Linked DNA regions of Homo sapiens: region 1 is linked to region 2. A link is an interaction called in ENCODE POLR2A ChIA-PET data of the cell type or tissue named here. Cell type or tissue: Caco-2. All regions are shown on one strand. Each heading gives the region's core, and the rest is flanking DNA. Links, peaks and the distances in the headings are about the cores only.

Evidence for each region. Peaks named below come from ENCODE experiments on the same cell type or tissue, not always from the same donor. Only the 100,000 strongest peaks of a DNase experiment are listed, where the experiment ranks them.
Region 1: POLR2A ChIA-PET joins it to region 2 with 5 read pairs; 2 of 35 experiments call an interaction of 5 or more read pairs at or near these places.

Annotation. Positions count from the first base shown.
Region 1 is chr3:136,202,612-136,219,963 of GRCh38, reverse strand. It overlaps the pseudogene RPL31P23. Among named protein-coding and RNA genes, the nearest start is that of MSL2, 15 kb to the right of the region's middle. RefSeq lists an enhancer at 6,303-6,597. In Caco-2, for the core only: no CTCF peak of the experiment used is centred there; no DNase peak of the experiment used is centred there.
Region 2 is chr3:136,576,071-136,580,070 of GRCh38, reverse strand. All of the region lies in intron 4 of STAG1 (STAG1 cohesin complex component), which reads left to right. Among named protein-coding and RNA genes, the nearest start is that of STAG1, 170 kb to the left of the region's middle. In Caco-2, for the core only: no CTCF peak of the experiment used is centred there; a DNase peak (open chromatin) is centred at 2,060.

The sequences.
Region 1 (17,352 bases), core at 6,520-10,519, 370 kb after region 2:
CTAACTCATCCCAGACCTTTTCATTACACACAGCCGAAGTACAGGGCTGTGCGGTCAGAATTCTTACATAAGAGCCGGGACTGCGCCCTGTAGCCTTTCTGTCCAAACAACTTGACCTTACTGTTTTAGCTTAGCCCTCATGTCTGCGTGCGGCAGCTGCCACTGCTTTAATATTTTTAGAGGCCCTCAAAATCACAAACTATGCTCAACTCACTCTCTACAGTTCTCATAACTTCCAAAAATCTGTTTTCTTTCCTGACACATACTTTCTGCTCCCCAGCTCCTTCAGCTGTACTCACTCTTTGTTGAGTCTCCCACAGTTACCATTGTTCCTGGCCCGGACTTCAATCCAGCCTCCCACATTATTCCTGATACCACACCTGACCCACATTACTGTATCTCTCTGATCCACCTGACATTCACTCCATTTCTCCATATTTCCTTCTTTCCTGTTCCTCACCCTGATCACACCTGGTTTATTGATGGCAGTTCCACCAGGCCTATTTGCCACACACCAGCAAAGGCAGGCTATGCTATAGTATCTTCCACATTTATCATTGAGGCTGCCGCTCTGCCCCCCTCCACTACCTCTCAGCAAGCCAAACTCATTGCCTTAACTCGAGCCCTCACTCTTGCAAAGGAATTACACATCAATATTTATACTAACTCTAAATATGCCTTCCATATCCTGCACCACCATGCTGTTATATGGGCTGAAAGAGGTTTCCTCACTATGCGAGGGTCCTCCATCATTAATGCCTCTTTAATAAAAACTCAACGCTGCTTTACTTCCAAAGGAAGCTGGAGTCACATACTGCAAGGGCCACCAAAAGGCATCAGATCCCATCGCTCAGGGCAATGCTTATGCTGATAAGATACCTAAAGAAGCAGCTAGCATTCCAACTTCTGTACCTCATGGCCAGTTTTTCTCCTTCTCATCGGTCACTCCCACCTACTTTCCCACTGAAACTTCCACGTTTCAGTCTCTTCCCATACAAGACAAATGGTTCTTGGACCAAGGAAAGTATCTCCTTCTAGCCTCACAGGCCCATTCTATTCTGTCATCATTTCATAACCTCTTCCATGTAGGTTACAAGCCACTAGCCCACCTCTTAGAACCTCTCATTTCCTTTCCATCGTGGAAATCTATCCTTAAGGAAATCACTTCTCAGTGTTCCATCTGCTATTCTACTACTCCTCAGGTATTGTTCAGGCCCCCTCCCTTCCTACACATCAAGCTTGGGGATTTGCCCCCCGCCCAGGACTGGCAAATTGACTTTACTCACATGTCCCAAGTCAGGAAACTAAAATACCTCTCGGTCTGGGTACATACTTTCACTGGATGGGTAGAGGCCTTTCCCACAGCATCTGAAAAGGCCGACACGGTCATTGCTTCCCTTCTGTCAGACGTAATTCTTCAGTTTGGCCTTCCCACCGCTATACGGTCCAATAATGGACTGGCCTTTACTAGTCAAATCACCCAAGCAGTTTCTCAGGCTCTTGGTATTCAGTGAAACCTTCACACCTCTTACCGTCTTCAATCTTCAGGAAAGGTAGAATGGACTAATGGTCTTTTAAAAACACACCTCACCAAGCTCAGCCTCCAACTTAAAAAAGAAAAAGGACTCTGTCAAGAATAGAGCCCAAAAACTCACCAACCAAACAAGTAATTACACTGAACCCCCTTGGACATTTTCTAATTGGATGTCCTGGGTCCTCCCAATTCTTAGTACTTTAATACCTGTTTTTCTCCTTCTCTTATTCAGACCTTGTGTCTTTTGTTTAATTTCTCAATTCATACAAAACCACATCCAGGCCATCACCAATAATTCTATATGACAAATGCTCCTTCTAACAACCCCACAATATCACCCCTTACCCCAAAATCTTTCTTCAGTTGAATCTCTCCCACTGAAGGTTCCCATGCTGCCCCAATCCTGCTCAAAGCAGCTCTGAGAAACATCGCCCATTATCTCTCCATACCACCCCCAAAATTTTTCGCCACTCCAACACTTCACGACTATTTTGTTTTGCTTTTCTTTAAATATAAGAAGACAGGAATGTCAGGCCTCAGAGCCCAAGCTAAGCCATCATATCCCCTGTGACCTGCACGTATACATCCAGATGGCCTGAAGCAACTGAAGATCCACAATAGAAGTGAAAATAGCCTTAACTGATGACATTCCACCACTGTGATTTGTTTCTGCCCCACCCTAACTGATCAATGTACTTTGTAATCTCCCCCACCCTTAAGAAGGTTATTTGTAATCTCCCCCACCCTTAAGAAGGTTGCTTGTAACTCTCCCCACCCTTGAGAATGTACTTTGTGAGATCCACCCCCTGCCCACAAAACATTGCTCCTAACTCCACCACCTATCCCAAAACCTATAAGAACTAATGATAATCCCACCATCCTTTGCTGACTCTCTTTTCACACTCAGCCCACCTGCACCCAGGTGAAATAAACAGCCTTCTTGCTCACACAAAGCCTGTTTGGTAGTTTCTTCACATGGATGCGCGTGACACTATCGTTGTAGAAGAAAATTTAATGACATGGGAAAATGTTTATGGCATGTTGCCAAGTGAAAAAAAAAAAGCTCCAAAATAGAATTATATTCATGATCTCATTTTGATAGAAAAAAACCCATATATTTCTGTACACATAAATCAAAGTCTGTAAAGACCACAAATTACAGTCGTCTCTCAGTATATGCAGGGGGTTGCTTCCAGAACACCCGAGCATACCAAAATCCCCGCAAGCTCAAGTTCTGCATTTGGTCACGTGGAACTGCATGTACAAAAATCTTCCCTCCTCTGTATATGCAGGTTTTCCATCCCGGCAACACTGTATTTTCTTTTTTTTTTTTTCTGAGACAGAGTCTCACTCTGTCGCCCAGGCTGGAATGCAGTGGCCCGATCTCAGCTCACTGCAAGCTCTGGCCCCTGGGTTCACGCCATTCTCCTGCCTCAGCCTCCCTAGCAGCTGGGACTACAGGTGCCCACCACCATGCCTGCCTAATTTTTTGTATTTTTGGTAGAGATGAGGTTTCACCGTGTTAGCCAGGATGGTCTCAATCTCCTGACCTCGTGATCCACCCGCCTCGGCCTCCCAAAGTGCTGGGATTACAGGCGTGAGCCACCACGCCCGGCCAGAACACTGTATTTTCAATCTTCATTTGATTAGCAAAAATCCATGTGTAACCTCACAGTTCAAACCCATGTTGTTCAAGGGTCAACTGTATTAACAGGTAGATTTATAGGTGGTCTTTTTGTTTGTGTTTGTAAGTTATTTACAATGAACATTTGTAATAAAGTGATTTGTTGTTCTTTTTAAGAAAGAATTGACAAGACATTGAGGAGGAATGGTCAAAGAGTAACTCTAAGGTTATAAACTTGACAGAAAGGGAGATGATGACATAATGATAGAATAGAGTATAGGAAAGCGAGATCTGAATATTGGAGAAAAGATGATGAGTTTGGCTTTAGATGTATAAATTTTAAGGTGACTCAAGGATATCTAGCTGAAGATAGAAGCAAGAAGTTTGAGATGCAAATTTGAAGCTCAGAAGAGGCATCAAGTAGAGAAGTTGATATAATCATTTTTCAAAAAGGGATAATTTAAGCCATTAATGAGAGTGTAGGAGTTACCAGAATGGAGATATGAAATCAGATAGGCTAAAAACTGTGGCCTGGGCTGGGTGGGGTGGCTCACAACTGTAATCCCAGAACTTTGGGTGGCTGAGGTGGGTGGATCACTTGAGGTCAGGAGTTCGAGACCAGCCTGGCCAACATGGTGAAACCCCATCTCTACTAAAAATACAAAATTAGCTGAGTGTGGTGACGCAGGCCTGTAGTCCCAGCTACTCAGGAGGCTGAGGCAGGAGAATCGCTTGAACCCTGGAGGTGGAGGTTGCAGTGAGCCGAGATCACGCCACTGTACTCCAGCCTGGGGCAACAGAGTGAGACTCCATCTCAAAAAAAAAAAAAAAATACAAAAATTAGTCTGGCTTGGTGGCATGCGCCTGTAATCCCAGTTACTCAGGAGGCTGAGGCAGGGGAATCACTTGTACCCATGAGGCAGAGATTGCAGTGAGCCAAGATTGCGTCACTGCACTCCAGCCTGGCTGATAGAGCTAGTCTCTGCCTCAAAAACAAACAAACAAACAAACAAACAAAAAAATCCCTGTGGCCTGAATTAATACAATCATTCATTCATTCCTTCAAAACTAAATGAATGAATACATCAGACCTTCAAAAAAACCTAACAGTTTAATAAGTGAGACGGATGTAAATAGCTGATTTCAATTTAGGAGTATTAATATCAAATTGAAGGCTGGGCGCATTGGCTCATGCCTATAATCCCAGCACTTTGGGAGGCAGAGGCAGATGGATCACTTGAGGTCAGGAGTTTGAAACCAGCCTGGCCAACATGGCAAAATGCAGTTTCTACTAAAAATACAAAAATTAGCTGGGCGTGGTGGTGCCTGCCTATAGTCCCAGCTACTCGGGAGGCTGAGGCAGGAGAATCACTTGAACCTGGGAGGCAGAGGTTGCAGTGAGCTGAGATCTTGCCACTGCATTCCAGCCTGGGCAACAGAGGGAGACTCCGTCTCAAAAAAAAAAAAAAAATCAAATTGAAGGCTGGGCATGGTGATTCAGGCCTGTAATCTCAGGACTTTGGGAGGCCAAGGTGGGGGGATCACTTTAGCCCAGGAGTTTGAGACCAGTGTGGGTAACATAGGGAGACCCCTCTCTACTAAAAATAATATCAAATTGATATGAGAGGGAATCAGCAGCAAATGAAAGAGAGAAAGAGAATACACAGAAATAGGATAACTTGGACACTACAGAATCACAGAACAATGAGGAAGAATGTTTTAATTTTATTTTTTTTGAGATGGAGTATCGCTCTGTTGCCCAGGCTGGAGTGCAGTGGTGAGATCTCAGCTCACTGCAACCTCTGCCTCCTGGGTTCAAGTGATTCTCGTGACTCAGCCTCCCAAGTAGCTGGGACTACAGGCGCATGCCAGTCAAGCCTGGTTAATTTTTGTTTTGTTTTTTTTTTTTTTTTGAGACGCAGTCTCACTCTGTCACCCAGGCTGGAGTGCAGTGGTGTGATCTCGGTTCACTGCAACCTCCACCTCCAGGGTTCAAGCAATTCTCCTGCCTCAGCCTCCCGAGTAGCTGGGACTACAGGCGTCTGCCACCTCACCCGGCTAATTTTTTGTATTTTTAGTAGAGACGGGGTTTCACCAGGGCTGGTCTAGAACTCCTGACCTCAAGTGATTCCCCTACCTCGGCCTCCCAAAGTGTTGGGATTACAGGCGTGAGCCACCGTGCTTGGCCTAATTTTTGTATTTTTAATAGATATGGTATTTTACCACGTTGGCCAGGCTGGTCTCAAACTCCTGGCCTCAAGTGATCCACCCATCTTGGCCTCCCAAAGTACTGGGATTACAGGTGTGAGCCATCATGCCCTGTAAGGGAAGAATGTTTTAGAAAGAAAGATGTGATGAATAACAGGAAGTTTTTTTAGAACAGTTAAGAAGAATAAGGGTTAAGATTTTGTAAAGTAGGTTGATATTGTTGAATGATACCTTTCCTTTGTTCCACAATTGGTGCTTTGGGCCTATAACTGCAGACAATTAAGCTCTAAGTATCCTCAACACCTTCTTCAGGACTAAGAGGCAACAAAACCAGCCCTGCCATCACCTGCCACCACCTCAACACTCTTCCTAGTTCATAGAAAAACAGAGAAGTGGAGCATGAGAGTCCAGTCTTCTGGTTGTGCATTTATGGCCAGAGGCTTCTTGTTCCCCTCCCAAGGACGCTGTGCTTTTCCTCTATTTCCAGTGCCAAGTGGGATTGGAGCTGCAGGAGAGCAGGAAGGGAAGAGTGGTTTTCTGATTGAATGTATTATTGGGCTGGGAACTTGATCTGAGCAAAGGAAAAGGAACCGGAGATGGCAGATGGGGGTTGGTGGTGGGCTGTGGAGAAAACTAAACTCCCACTGTAGCAAAGATGAGTGTGTCCTGTTCTGGGGGACCTGAGAAAAATAGCTGGGATGTGAGCCATCTTGGCAATACTCCTTATAGCGAGGTATCACCAGGCAAGGAGGTCCTAGCAGCAAGAAGCTGCGGATTGAATGCTGGGAGTATGAATGAAAGAGGCTCTGGAAGTGGTTAAGGCGGAGATATTCTTCCATATCATGGGACTGTGCAGTGGAGTGGACACACAGAAGTGGTCTAGAAAAATGCAAACATGCACTCCAAGAGAGACCCTGCACTTGGTTGCCATCTATTCAGAACTTCAGTTGACAGTTGGTCAGAGAAACAGTGGCAACCATCAGAAACAGAACTGCGGCCCTTCCCAGTTGGACAGATGCATGTCCAGGTCCACTCTGAATATTTGCAGGGCCCAGGGCATAAGTACAAATGGTGACCTACGTACCATATGTCTAAATATTTGCACATTATTGATCAAACTAACAAACTTTTAAATAAAATAGGTTTATCCTTCTGCTTTGACAAATATATTTTCAAGGCCAGGCACAGTGGCTCACGCCTGTAATCCCAGCACTTTTGGAGGCTGAGGTGTATGGATCATTTGAGATCAAGAGTTAGAGACCAGCCTGGCCAATAAGGTGAAACCCTCCTCTCTACTAAAAATACAAAAATTAGCTGGGCATGGTGGTGCATGGCTGTAATCCCAGCTACTCGGGAGGCTGAGGCAGGAGACTCGCTTGAGCCCCAGAGGTGGAGGTTTCAGTGAGCTGAGATTTCACCACTGCACTCCTGCCAGGGTGACAGAGCAAGACTCTGCCTCAAAAACAAACACAAAAAAGCACAAACGAACAAATATAGTTTCAAAACAATATGGAAGGCCAGATTTGAATTTAGAATTTTTGAAATCCTTGGAGTTTCTTTTCTTTTTCTTTTTTTCTTTTTTTTTTGAGATGGTGTCTTGCTCTGTTGCCCCAGGCTGGAGTGCCATTGCCCCAGGCTGGAGTACAATGGTGCAACAGTCTCGGCTCACTGCAACCTCTGCCTCCTGGGTTCAAGCGATTCTCCTGCCTCAGCCTCCTGAGTAGCTGGGACTACAGGTGCACGCCACCATGCCTGGCTAATTTTTGTATTTTTAGTATTTTGTATTCTTAGTAGAGGTTTCACCATGTTGGCCAGGCTGGTTTCGAACTCCTGACTTGATGATCCACCAGCTTTGGCCTCCCAAAGTGCTGGGATTACAGGTGTGAGCCACCATGCCCAGCCCGATCCTTGGAGTTTCATACCAGAATGCAGCAGCACAGGTAGAATTGGTCCCCCAACCATGGCTGCTGGCCCACCTCCTTTCTCTTCCTACCTTTGGCTCTTTCTCATATGTTAAGGATCCTAACATGTACATCCCAACCCAAACATATAATCTCTATTACCAGTGCTGTCCCTTGGCTACTTATTAGGCTCTGGGGCAAATTTTCTTTACTCTGTGGACCCCTCTACCTGGCAGATAGGGAAGCATGGCCAGAGCTGCCTCTTCTGGTCTGGACCTGAGAGCACCACCGCCCTTGTCCTGTTTTCTCTTCTGTTTCACCAACACACCAGAGAAGCTAGATCTTCAAGAATGACAGGGAAAGGAAGAGTTGAGATTTTTAAATGTTTTAAAGTGTTTAGTTTGTGGCTGAAATTGCTAGTTGCCACCCAAAGTCTATTCCCTCCTTGTTCCTTAATAACAGAACTTCTGGCTGGGCGCGGTGGCTCACGCCTGTAATCCCAGCACTTTGGGAGGCCGAGGTGGGTGGATCACGAGGTCAGGAGTTCGAGACCAGCCTGGCCAATACGGCGAAACCCCGTTTCTACTAAAAGCACAAAAATTAGCTGGGTGTCGCGGTGGACACCTGTAATCCCAGCTACTCAGGAGGCTGAGGCAGAGAATTGCTTGAACCTGGGAGGCAGAGTTTGCAGTGAGCTGAGATCATGCCACTGCACTCCAGCCTGGGCGACAGAGCAAGACTCTGTCTCAAAAAAAACAAAAGAAAACAACAACAGCAACAACAAAACGTGAATTTGTCATGTTCACAAACCCACTAAAAGACTACTTTTCTGATTCCCTTCCAACTGAGCATGGCAATGTGACTAAATTATGGCCAAAGAAATGTAAGAAAAGTGTTATGTGGGCTGCTTAAAACTGGAGGCTGGTTAGAAGGTGCTGACTCAGCTGGGAGGTGGGCCCTTGTGTTCCCGTTTTGCCTTGCTGTTAGTTGAAATGTGAAATGCTGAAGCTTCAGGAGCCATCTTGGACTATTAGATAACCTTGAAGGTAGAAGGTATATATTTGGATGGTAGAGTATGAAGACAGAGCCTGGATCCCTGATAACAGTGGAACTGCCATACTAACTGTGCATGGCTTTCTTCCAGACTTTCTTTTTTACATAGAATAAGCCAATTTCTATTTTGCTTTAGCATTGTTATTTTAGGTTCTCTCTGATTTCGGCTAAATCCAATTCTGATTCAAAGTTTTAAATTAGACTATATTTTATTAACTAAAAATAACCAAAGTTATGGAATCTGCCCAAGACATAACATAGGGACAAGAAAGGGCAATTTAATACAGCAATGTTCAAAATAGTCATTGGATAATTTTAAAAAGTCAAACACTGGGGGCCTTCTGTGGTTTATTTTTATTTTTTTAAACTGAGGCAGGGTTTTGCCATGTTGCCCAGGCTGGTCTCGAACTCCTGGGCTCAAGGGATCCACCCACCTTGACCTCCCAAAGTGCTGGGAGGTTGCGCCACCCACCGCCAAGCTCCACTATGCCCAGTTCCTCTGTAGTTTTGAAGAATATCGTTTCAGTAGAGTTGTGGGGAGAGAAATCTGATTTTAAGAGACTAAGAAATAGTTAATTAAAAATCAAAATAAGGTTTAATTCTTGCAAAAGATTGACAGATCACAAAACAGGACAGATGTGGACTGAAAGATGGATTTGGGAGCATACAGCATAGCTGGGCAGAACTGGGGAAGATAGTAGTGAGGGACAGAAGGCTGAAGACGTTAAGACCTGGAAAGTTTCTATGCTCACCACTATACCACCGGATGCTGAAGAAGTAGGACTTGGGAAAACCATGGAGCAAATTCCTGGAGGAAACCAGAAACAGAGAAAAGAATGACAGGAAGGGGAATTGTGGAATATTTTGATGTAGAAAAGAAGGAGATCTTTATTTTCTCCTTGGAGGTAAAGAAAGAGGTAAAGTCCTCTGCTAAGAATTGGAAGGCAGCCGGGCACGGTGGCTCATGCCTGTAATCCCAACACTTTGGGAGGCCAAGGTGGGTAGATCACCTGGGGTCAGGAGCTCGAGACCAGCCTGGCCAACATGGTGAAACCCTGTCTCTACCAAAAATACAAAAGTTAGCTGGGCATGGTGGCATGTGCCTGTAATCCCAGCTACTCTGGAGGCTGAGGCAGGAGAATTGCTTGAACCCGGGATGTGGAGGTTGGAGTGAGCCGAGATTGCGCCCCTGCACTCCAGCCTGGCGACAGAGCAAGACTTCATCTAAAAAAACAAAAACAAAAACAAAAAAAAACAATGTGGGGATGTGGAAAAGGTTCAGGAAAGCCCCACAGCACAGTTAAGGACTATAACCTTCAAATGAGACTTTAATGGTAAAAGAAGTTACCATTTGGGATGCCTATTGTCTGCTGGTTATTATGCTAAATTATTTACACACATTACCTCACTGAAAATGAAACATCTTTCCAGTTTGCTGCCTACCTCTCCTTCTGATTCTCTTTTGTGGGATCCTTTCCCTCTGCACTTTGTTTAAATATTGGTGGTCATCACAACTTCATTCTTAGCATTCTTCTCTTCTTACTCCTCCTGGGTAATTTCTATCACTCCCATAGTTTCTATTGCCATATGCTGCTGACTCCCAAGTCTATACCTTCAAATCAAATCCCTCACCCCTATACCCAGGATGCCAGATTCATTTATCCAACTGCCTATTGGACATTTAATTTGGATGTCCCATAGCCACTTCACACTGTACCTGTCCAAAACCTATATTCATAATTTCCCTCCAAACCTATTTTTCCTACTGAGTTCCCTCCCTTTGTGAATTTATAGAATAGTGTTAAGAGTAGCGATTCTGGAACCAGACTGCCTGGATTCAATTCTTACCTTATGTTAGCTGTGTGACCTTGAACAAATTATTAGACCTATGTGCCTCAGTTTCCTCATGTGTGAAATGGGGATAATAATAATAGTACTTACTTCATAGTGTTGTTGAGCATATTAAATGAGTTAATATATTTAATTTTTATTTTAGACAGGATCTCACTCAGTTGCCCAGGCTTCAGCTCAGTGGCATGATCATGGCTCACTGCAGCCTTGACCTCTCAGGCTCAGATGATCCTCCCACCTCAGCCTCCTAAGTTTGTGCCACCACGCCCAGATAATTTTTTTTTTTTTGAGACCGAGTTTCGCTCTTGTTGCCCAGGCTGGAGTACAACAGCACAATCTCGACTCACTGCAGCCTCCGCCTCCCAGGTTCAAGCGATTTTCCTGCCTCAGCCTCCCAAGTAGCTGGGATTACAGGTGCCTGCCACCACACCTGGCCAATTTTTGTATTTTTAGTAGAAATGGGGTTTCACCATGTTGCCTGGGCTGGTCTTGAACTCCTGGACTCAAGTGATCCACTCACCTCGGCCTCCCAAAGTACTGGCATTATAGGTATGAGCCACTGTGCCCAGCTTCAAGGTATTATTATTATCTCCATTTTATAGATAAGAAAACTAAGGCTCAGAGAACTTGAATAATTTTTCCCAAATCTACACAGTAAGTATTGAAATAAAGCTTTGTTCATGCTATTCCACTGCCCCATGCTCCCTCTCAAAGCTCAGGAATAACAAGGGCTCAAAAAGTCTAGCTTGTTCAACTTCAGGTTAGAAATCTTCATTCCAGCTGGGCATGGTGGCTCACACCTGTAATCCCAGCCCTTTGGGAGCCCAAGGTGGGCAGATTGCCTGAGCCCAGGATTTCAAGACCAGGCTGGGCAACATGGCAAAACTCTGTGTCTACCAAAAATACAAAAATTAGTCATGGTGGCATGCGCCTGTAGTCTCAGCTACTTGAGAGGCTGAGGCAGGGAGGACCCATTGATCCTGGGAGATTGAGGCTGCAGTGAGACTGATCGTACCACTGCACTCTAGCTTGGGTGACAGAGCAAGACCCTGTCTCAAAAACAAACAAACAAACAAACAAACAAACAAACAAACACCTCATTCCTAGCTTAGTCTGTCTTGGAATTGCAAAGACCATTTTTAAACCTTTATTGTCTAAGACTCTATAGTTAGATATCTTTGGGAATCCTGTTTTATCTAAGAGATGCACCCTTTTAAAACACTCCTGCGATCTTTTTTTTTTTTTTTTTGAGACAGAGTCTCGCTCTGTCACCCAGGCTGGAGTACAGTGGCACGATCTTGGCTCACTGCAACCTCCATCTCTCGGGTTCACGCCATTCTCCTGCCTCAGCCTCCCGAGTAGCTGGGACTACAGGCTCCTGCCACCACGCCTGGCTAATTTTTTTTTTGTATTTTTAGTAGAGATGGGGTTTCACCGTGTTAGCCAGGATGGTTTCAATCTCCTGACCTCGTGATCCGCCCGTCTTGGCCCCCAAAATGCTGGGATTACACGCATGAGTAATCTTTTTTAATGTCCTTAATCAACTCCCTCTCCCTTTCACAGAGCAGCAATTCCAAACTTTCATCACTTACTTGATGGACTCTTCCTCACTACCTTCTCTAATAGTGAAATGTTAAAACAGTCAGATTTGGGGCTACTTCAGTCCTACCTGCTTAACTCAACCTGCTTGATCAGAGGACTATCTTAAACATGTAGTGCAGAGCCCAGGTGAGGAAGGTGATGACCATGAAACTATGCAACCTGCAGGTAGTACCATATGCTATGTAGAACAGGTGGGAGTTGTGTATGAAAACTGTCCTAAGACAGAGAGGGATTCTTAGATAATGGAGAAATAGCCCCCAGGGGAAAATGGGCTGTATTCCAAAAATTCAATTTTAAATTGACTGTTTGGAATGCAGAACACATTTTCCCTTAGAAACAATGCCATGAATAATTGCAGTTATTTTTCTCAGGAAAGTCCACACAAGCTTGTTTAACTCATAATGTAACAGCCATATCTGCTAAGACATTTTAGATTTGCGTCAAGTAGATCCCTAAATCCTTACTACTCTGAATTATAAATTAGCCGTGTACATAGCTGCCACCCCAACTAGACTGTGAACTCTTTGAGGGCTAGAAACTGTTGAATTATTCATTTTTGTATTCTGAATGCCTGGCATATAACTGGCAATAAACGTTGGTTGCATAAATGAATGGACAAATTTAATAGGCATTTGAATACTGTTGAAAGTGTCTTGGGGAATAAAAACAGTAACATTTAGTGGATCCCTTAATGCGTTTGGCACTGTCTTAGGTAGATGACCAATAAAGCAAGCTGCTTTGTTAAGGCTGGAGTTAGAGATGAAGAAGATAAAAAAAAAATTTAATATTTGAGGTGTAAAATAAATGAGTGCTTGACTTGCTAAATACATGTTTTTGGATTAAATCAATGGAGAGATACATTGATTTGGAAAATGTTATGGAAAAAATATCAGCAGGAATTGCTTGGAGGGGGAAGGGAGGTGGTTCTTGGGAGCTCTAGGACTGAGGAGGGGAGAGCTATGACCACAGCTAAGAGCAGAGGATGGAAGAGGAAGTTTGGTAATGGTCAGAAAGGAATGATCAGGAAAGAACAGAAGTATCAGTCTGAATTACAGCCTAGTTTAATTTCATCTGGTTTACTGCTCCCTATAAAGAAGTACTACCCTGGCCAATCTCTGAAGATTTTTCATGAGTTTAGATTATGCTATTTTTACTTTCCCATAGATTGTGTTTAATTAGATTTATTGGTTTCCACAATGACAGTAGATTAAGCATTTGTGGCTTTTGTTTTTGAGACAGGGTCTCACTCTGTCACCTGGGTTGGCGTATAGTGGTGACATCTCAGCTCACTGCAACCTCCTCCTCCCAGGCTCAAGCAATCATCCCACCTCAGCCTCCTAGGTAGCTGGGACCACAGGTGTGCACCAGCACACCCAGCTAATTTTTTTGTATTTTTGGTGGAGACGGGGTTTTGCCATGTTGCCCAGACTGGTCTCGAACTCCTGAGCTCAGGTGATCCACCCACCTTGGCCTCCCAAAGTGCTAGGATTACAGGCATAAGCCATGGTGCCCGGCCAGGCATTTGTTAAAATCTGGTAGGGATGTGTATAATGGTGAAAACGATGGGATAGAAATAATAAGCAATGAGGGAGAATGCAACTTGAGAAAGTGGGAGAGGGAACATCATCTCTACAGAGAGTTTTTGGTGGAGGAAGATAAAGGAGGGGACAGAGGAAGGAGGGTGAAAGAGGAAGGGAAAGGAAGACAAAAATTAGCTATTTTGTAAACAATCTAACCCGTCAGAAAGTCTCTCTGACTGCTTGCCTGATCTTTGTTCTTTGAAAACATAACTACAACTATTTCTGTATTTACTTCATTGTCTCCAAAGTGCTAGAGTGCATACAATAAATACTTGATGATTGATATTCTGAGTGTTTCAAATCAATTCACACTTTTGGTTTTATTAAGGACCTTATAATTAACATTGATTTGATCAAGCTGAAACAAGAACTGGCTTCAAATTTGTAAGGCATTTTATATCTCTCCCCAAGGAAAAAGCAAACAATTTTCCATGCCTATTAGGTACTACACACTATACTAGTGAATTTACTTATATTGTCACATTAATCATTATTTTAACAATTATTGAATTCCTATTATATGTCAGACCTTATGCTAAGCAATGAGGATAAGAGGCAAAGAGGGAGAAAACTGACCTCCTAAGAGTTATAGAAATATAATGGGGAGGAAACAGGGCTAAACCAACAACTGCAGCATAGTGTGGTAGTGCAACAAAAGAGGTAAACACGCTTTTTATCAACTTGGACCTGGCAGAATGGCTTCCACAAAGAAGGGTGGCGAGAAGAAAAAAGGCCGTTCTGCTATCAACGAGGTAGTGACCCGAGCATACACCATCAACATTCACAACCACATCTATGGAGCGGGCTTCCAGAAGTGTGCCCCTAGGGCACTCAAAGAGATTCGGAAATGTGCCATGAAGGAGATGGGAACTCCAGATGTGCACATTGATACCAGGCTCAACAAAGCTGTCTGGGCCAAAGGAACAAGGAATGTTCCATACTGAATCTGTGTGCTGTTGTCCAGAAAACGTAATGAGGATGAAGATTCACCAAATAATTTCTATACTTTGGTTACCTATATACCTGTTACCACCTTCAAAAATCTGTAGACTCAACGTGGATGAGAACTAATCGCTGATCGTCAAATACATCGAATAAAATTATAAAACTGCCTTCAAAAAAGAAAAGAAAGAGGTAAGCACTTGGCAATATTGGAGAATAGAAGAGGGAAGCTTTAATTCAAAATGGGTATACAGACAATAAGAAAAACAAGTATTTTCCACAATCCCACTATCCAGAAAAAAATAATATTTTGGTGTATGTCTTTATAGTCATCTTTTTACCATGCATGGATATTTAGTTTTTCCAAAATTGTTCTGTTAATCAGGGTTTAAAAAAATTAATATATTATGAATATCTTCCCCTGTCAATAAATACATTTTTATATCATTTTAATTTTTTACATCATTCCTAATAGCTATATAATATTCTACTATGTAGATATATCCATAATATAGGTTGTTTTCAATCTGGAAATTTGGATTGGTTCTTTTTAAAATAGTATAAACAACTGCAATGATTATTATATAAAAATCTCTGGCCAGGCGCTGTGCTCACGCCTGTAATCCCAGCACTTTGGGAGGCTGAGGCGGGCAGATGACGAGGTCAGGAGATTGAGACTATCCTGGCTAACACGGTGAAACCCCGTCTCTACTAAAAATACAAAAAATTAGACGGGCGTGGTGGCAGGCGCCTGTAGTCCCAGCTACTTGAGAGGCTGAGGTAGGAGAATGGCATTAACCCGGGAGGCAGAGATTGCAGTGAGCCGAGATTGGGCCACTGCACTCCAGCCTGGGCAACAGAGCGAGACTCCGTCTCAGAAAAAACAAAAAACAAAAAACAAACAAAAAAAACCGTAAAAATCTCTTCATAATCCTAGATTATCCTATTGTCTTAGATCTCTGGTTCCCAAAGAGTGCACTAACGTACCCCCAGGTGCCACAGAGAACTCATAGAGAAGCCGCAGGATATTTCAACCTTGTGAGGAAAATATTTGACATTTGTTGGTTACTGTAAAAATTACAGTTTCAACATTAGATCACCTTACATTCCTTTCAATGAGGTTATATCTTTGCAAAGCTGGGTTTTTGCTGGTGCTGTGACAAAAATAAAGCATTGCACAAAAATCCATGTGATCTGGGAAATGAGGGTGATGTCCAATCTGATTTTTTTTTTTTTTGAGACAGAGTCTTGCTCTGTCACCAGGCTGGAGTGCAGTGGCACGATCTCGGCTGTCTGCAACCTTTGCCTCCTGGGTTCAAGCGATTCTCCTGTCTCAGCCTCCCAAATAGCTGGGACTACAGACGCGTGCCACCACGCCCAGCTAATTTTTGTGTTTTTAGTAGAGACGGGGTTTCACCATGTTGGCCAGGCTGATCTCGAACTCCTGACCTCAAGAAATCCTCCCACCTCGGCCTCCTAAAGTGCTGGAATTACAGGTTTGAGCCACCGTGCCTGGCCTACTTTTTCAAATAGCTACCATGTTAGGGCATAAATACTCATTAAGTTGTTTGGACCTAACTACTTAAAAAACTCTTTCAGGCCGGGTATGGTAGCTCACGGTTGTAATCCCAGCATTTTGGGAGGCCGAGGCGGGCAGATCACATGAGGTCAGGAGTTTGAGACCAGCCTGGCCAACACAGTCTCTACTAGAAACCCCGTCTTCACTAAAAATACAAAAATTAGCTGGGCGAGGTGGCAGGTGCCTGTCATCCCAGCTATCGGGAGGCCAAGGCAGGAGAATCACTTGAACCCGAGAGGTGGAGGTTGCAGTCAGCCAAGATCGCACCATTGCACTCCAGCCTGGGCAACAGAACTAGCCTCCATCTCAAAAACAAACAAACAAAAAACCCAAAAAGAAAACAAAACAAAACACAAACTATTTCATATTTCTTTTGGCCTAAGGGTGTGGTGAAAAATTACTGAGATGCTAAAGGCACCATGAACCAAGAAAGTTTGGGAATCTCTAACTTAGGATCAATTAGAGACTTATGTGGAACTGCTAGTTTTGAGGCTCTGTAAACTTCACAAGCTTTTAATATTGCCTGTTGTCCTTCAGAAATATTCTATCAATTTATACACCCAGTAGCAGGTTAATTTTCTCTTACTTCATATGGTGACCCTTGAACTAAATGAGTCCAGAAGAGTTGACTTGAATGAGAAACCATGACTGAAAAATTTTGCTGAGTTCTCTAGTTAATACAAAAAGGAGTAAGAAAGGACTTCTAACCTTAAAGGCAGAGCCTGTCTTACCTTCCCAGACTCTGGTACAGGGCTTTGCTAGAGCAGAGGCTTAGTAAACACATGTTGATGAAATGAAAAGAACTCCATTCACAAGAGTTTCCAAGGCAAGATTGAAAACAACATAAGGTTATAGTGAAAGCATACACACTTTAGGTTACCAGATAAAATAAGAATGCTGTTAAATTTAAATTTCAGGCTGGGTGCGGTGGTTCACGCCTGTAATCCCAGAACTCTGGGAGGCTGAGGCAGGCAGACAGCTTGAGACCAGGAGTTCAGACCAGCCTGGGCAACATAACAAAACCCTGTCTCTACTAAAAATTCGTGGTGGTGTGTGCCTGTAGTCCCAGCTACTTGGGAGGCTGAGCTACCTGAGCCCAGGAGGTAGAGGCTGCAGTGAGCCCAGATCTTGCCACTGCACTCCCGCTTGGGTGACAGAGCAAGACCCTGTCTCCAGAAAAAAAAAAAAAGGAAGACATTATCTTAAATTGATAGTTTAAGAAATATGTGGCTCATGCCTGTCATCCCAGCAGCACTTTGGGAGGCTGAGGCTGGGGGCGGATAGCTTCAGCTTAGACAACATGGCTAGACTCCCATCTCTCCAAAAAAAAAAAAAAAAAAAAAAATTACAGGCAACCTACAGAGTGAGAGAATATTTTTACAATCTTTCCATCTGACAAAGCTCTAATATCCAGAGTCTACAAGGAACTCAAACAAATCTACAAAAAAAAAAAACAACCCCATTAAAAAGTGCTCAAA
Region 2 (4,000 bases), core at 1-4,000:
GCTTGAACCTTGGAGGTGGAGGTTGCAGTGAGCCGAGATCGCACCACTGGACTCCAGCCTGGCGACAGAGTGAGACTCCGTCTCAAAAAAAAAAAAAAAAAAAAAAAAAAAATTCAGATGGTATTGTGACCAAAATAGCAATCCCCTGTTCTGTCCTCTCCACTTCCAACCTGGTGGAATGTTTTCATTTCTTTTAGCTTTTTTCTCCTCTGGCATTTACATAATTATTTACTGATATTTTATACGTATACACTGACAGCATTGTACTAATTGTTTATGATGAACGGGGAGTACATCTAAAGCCTTAGTAAAACATATGCAAAGTAGAATGTAGGAGTTGCCCCTCCAACCCTGTCAAATTCAGAGCCTGGTGGACACCTCAATAAAGTTTCAGGGCAGTCAGTGGTCTGGAACATGTTACCAGAATGTGATGTTTTGTGGAATAAAATGACACATTGGAGAATCCCATGTAGAAAGTAACTGTGGGCAGCTTCTTGGCCCTGAGGTTTGTCTCTAGCCATTAGCCAGCAGGACGTCAAGGGCTTCAGTTATACAACCACAAGGAAATCAACCTAAGTGAGCTTAGAAATCGCTTCTTCCCAGTTGAGCATCCAGATTAGAATGCAGCACGGTAAGTGCCTTGATTGCAGCCTAATGAGACCCTAGAGGATTCAACTGAGCTGTGTTCAGATTCCTGAATCCACAGAAATTGTGAGATATTAGATAACCAATACAACTACCTTATGGCAGAGACAGGAGAACTAGCATAGTGCTAAAGCATTCATACTTAGTTGAGTACGAAGGTATACTTCTGTCATTTCAGGTAACAACTTGCTTTGAGTGGTTCTTGTTAATTGGAGAAAAAGGAGTTAGTGAGGTCAGTAGCTGCATATCAAGTTCCAGGGGCTGCCACTACAGTTAATGTAACCACCTAGTTAAGTTTATTATAGTCCATAGTCATTCTTCAAGATCCCTCTAACTTCAGCATAGGCCAAACTAGTGAGTTAAATGAAGATGTAATAGATTTTACCACCCCTGCTTCTTTCAAGTCTTTGATTAAACTCTGCAATTTCCCAGGGATGTAGTGTTTACTTCTAGTTTATTATCTTGGTAGGGAGAGGAAGTTCCACGAACTTCCTTTTAGCCATATTTAACCTTAATGACCTTAATCGTGTAGGTTAGAAAGCTGATAATGGGGTTTCTGCCAGTTGCCAAGTATGTCTTTTCCAATTACACATTCTGGAAGTGGGGAAATAACCACAGGGTGGGTCAGTGGTGGTCCCACTCTTAGACAGACATGAGTTACAACTCCATCATCTATTACCTGACCACTGTAAGCCCCTGATTTAACTGGTGGACTGCAATGGCATTTTGAATCCCCAGGAATTAATGTCAATTCAGAGACAGTGTCTATTAATACATGAAAGGTCTGGATATTTCCTTTCAACAATGCACAGTATCTCTAATTAATGGCTACAGGTCCCTTTGGGAAAGGATTAAAAGATTTATTGTATGTACTTGGAATAGTTGTACAGGGATCTGGTTCCCCTTCAGTCAGGGGGCTCTGGGTCTGTGAACTGAGACAGGTCTGGAGACTGGTGAGAGTCCATAACTCTCCACAAGTTAGATTTCTGCCTACCAGGCCTAAAGTTTTTTCTTCTCCATAAATCAAACAGTATTCTTGTGGGCTGCCCACCTATATTGTTCCTAGGGGTACTGGTAATGTTATCTACTGCCCAAGATCTCTGCAGGCCAAGACGTTGTGAATACCAGTGTGTCCCTACTGCCCTTTATAGACAATTTGCTCTCTTGGTCTTTGATGGTTAAGTGTGGCCACTTGGGCTGTGTTACCTTGGGATCCCATCATCTCCATAGAAATCTCTTAATGACCACATTCCCCATAGTCATATCTGGCTTACAAAAAAGAGTAAGCTTACAGAACTTTAAAAGCACATAGATATAGTTACTCCCTTCACTATTGTAGTTTTCATTGCCTCTGGGCCCTCTTGTGGAGCATAGTTGAGGAATGGGGCTGCATGTGTATAGTTCTCACATGGTAAGTCTAGTCCAGCATTCCTAACTCCCTAATCTGTCAAGGCCAGGGAGGCTCTGGTATCTCAGCTGTTAAATCCAGCTTTCAGTGCACCAACCAGATAAACTGTTGTAGTCACTTTCAGCGACAGGAACTAATGTATGAAGTCTGGAATCTCTAGTAAGTGCGCCTGATACCAATGAATTTGGCGTGTTATGGTTTTATACCACCTCCTTTGGTAAAATACATTTAGAATCTACTATCATACATGTTCCTCAGATTTCTGTTGAGTATATAAGCTATTTTCTTCTGGGTTATAGTGTGTATTTGTGTTCTTGGAGCATGGTGAGATTTGACCCTAGTCATGGATCTAGTGGCATCAGGGGCTGGTTTTGGTAAGTCTTCAGGAGAATGAGCATCCCCCTTCAAGGCATCTGTCCATGTAAAGTTATCAGAGGGCTTTCAAGCTTAAGAAGGCTAGTATTCTCAAACCTTGGAAAGCAAGCTACTTCCACTGGTATGGGAGGCTCAGAATTACTTGGAGGATGGGGGAGAGCTATTCAAAATTGTTAGTTTGATCTGGGACCAACCAGATTTCTCTGTTCCAAGTTTTTGGATCCCATTCTTTGCCAGTTAAGATCCTTACTTCCAGATGAGAAACTTGGTGAGACTGAATTAAACTGTTATTGCCTCTGATACAATTAGATTTTATTGGCTTGATTTTCAACAAAATCAGCCCCTCACCTATAAGAAATGAGACATTCTAGGATTCTTCATGGAAGTTCTCTGGTTCTCAAATTACGACTTAAGCTGAGCATTAATTGACTTGAGCTTTTTGTTTTATCTCTGTGAATACTCAGGTGTACTTAAAAGGATCTTTCTTAACCCTGCTGCCTTTACAGCCATAATTATTGCCGTAATTCCTAAATTCAGCAGCCATGTAAGCTTTCAAGGCATGTGCTTGAATTGGTACTTTATCACAATCAGCCACCAGCAATAGCTTGATTAATTTTCCCAAGTTACTATATGACATCGATTACTAGCATTCCATTTCCTTGGCAAGGAGCTAAGCTCTATCTTTAATCCAAAGCAAACGAATCTACTTTAATCCAAAGCAAACGAATCTATCTTTCTCCAAAGCAAACGAATCTACTCTTAAGCAGCAGTATAGAATACGAATTCTCTGTGCCCTTGTCTGCTTAACCAAGGTCCTACTAAATGGCTTACTGAGAAAAGTATACTTAACCTAATAGAATTTGAAGAATGTGGACTCTGTACTATGTAGATATCTAGATTGAATTGATTTATCTTTTAGGTTTACCTTACAGGGAGCTTAGGCAGATTTAAAACTCATCTTTAACCACCATATTGACTGCTCTTTTCCATATATTTATATTTCCTCTTTGTAGCCTTGATGTTTTTTATTCTTCTCAATTTAAAAAATGTTATTTTTTAACTACCTCATATTCCTTATGGAACAAGACAGAATATTAATTTTTATACTGCCTTCTAGTACAATATGATAAAATCATAATTATAGCAAATGTCATCATTTTTTGTCATATGAATGTAATCTATGATTCAGATGCTGCTTGTTATAGCTTTCTCATTGAGGATCTATGGCTCAGGTCTCGAGGTTTTCTTTGTATCCAAGTCTTAAACTGGAATCAATTGAGGACATTCAAGCCTATTAGTGTCACAAGTTGAATTTTTCCATACCTTTTCCCATGCTTATATGTATGTGTGTGTGAGAGAGAAAAAGAGAGATTTATTTATTTAAAAAATAGAATCATACTCATTTCTTTGTGCATTTGATGTCAGAAGCAACTGTTTCTGTCATTAGTGCTAACATAGATTCAGCTCATTTGTATTACTAGTTACATTTCATTCTACTGTATGGATATACTATCATTTAGTGAAACGTTCCTTTATAGACATTAAAATTGTTTCGTGGGGTTTTTAAAATAG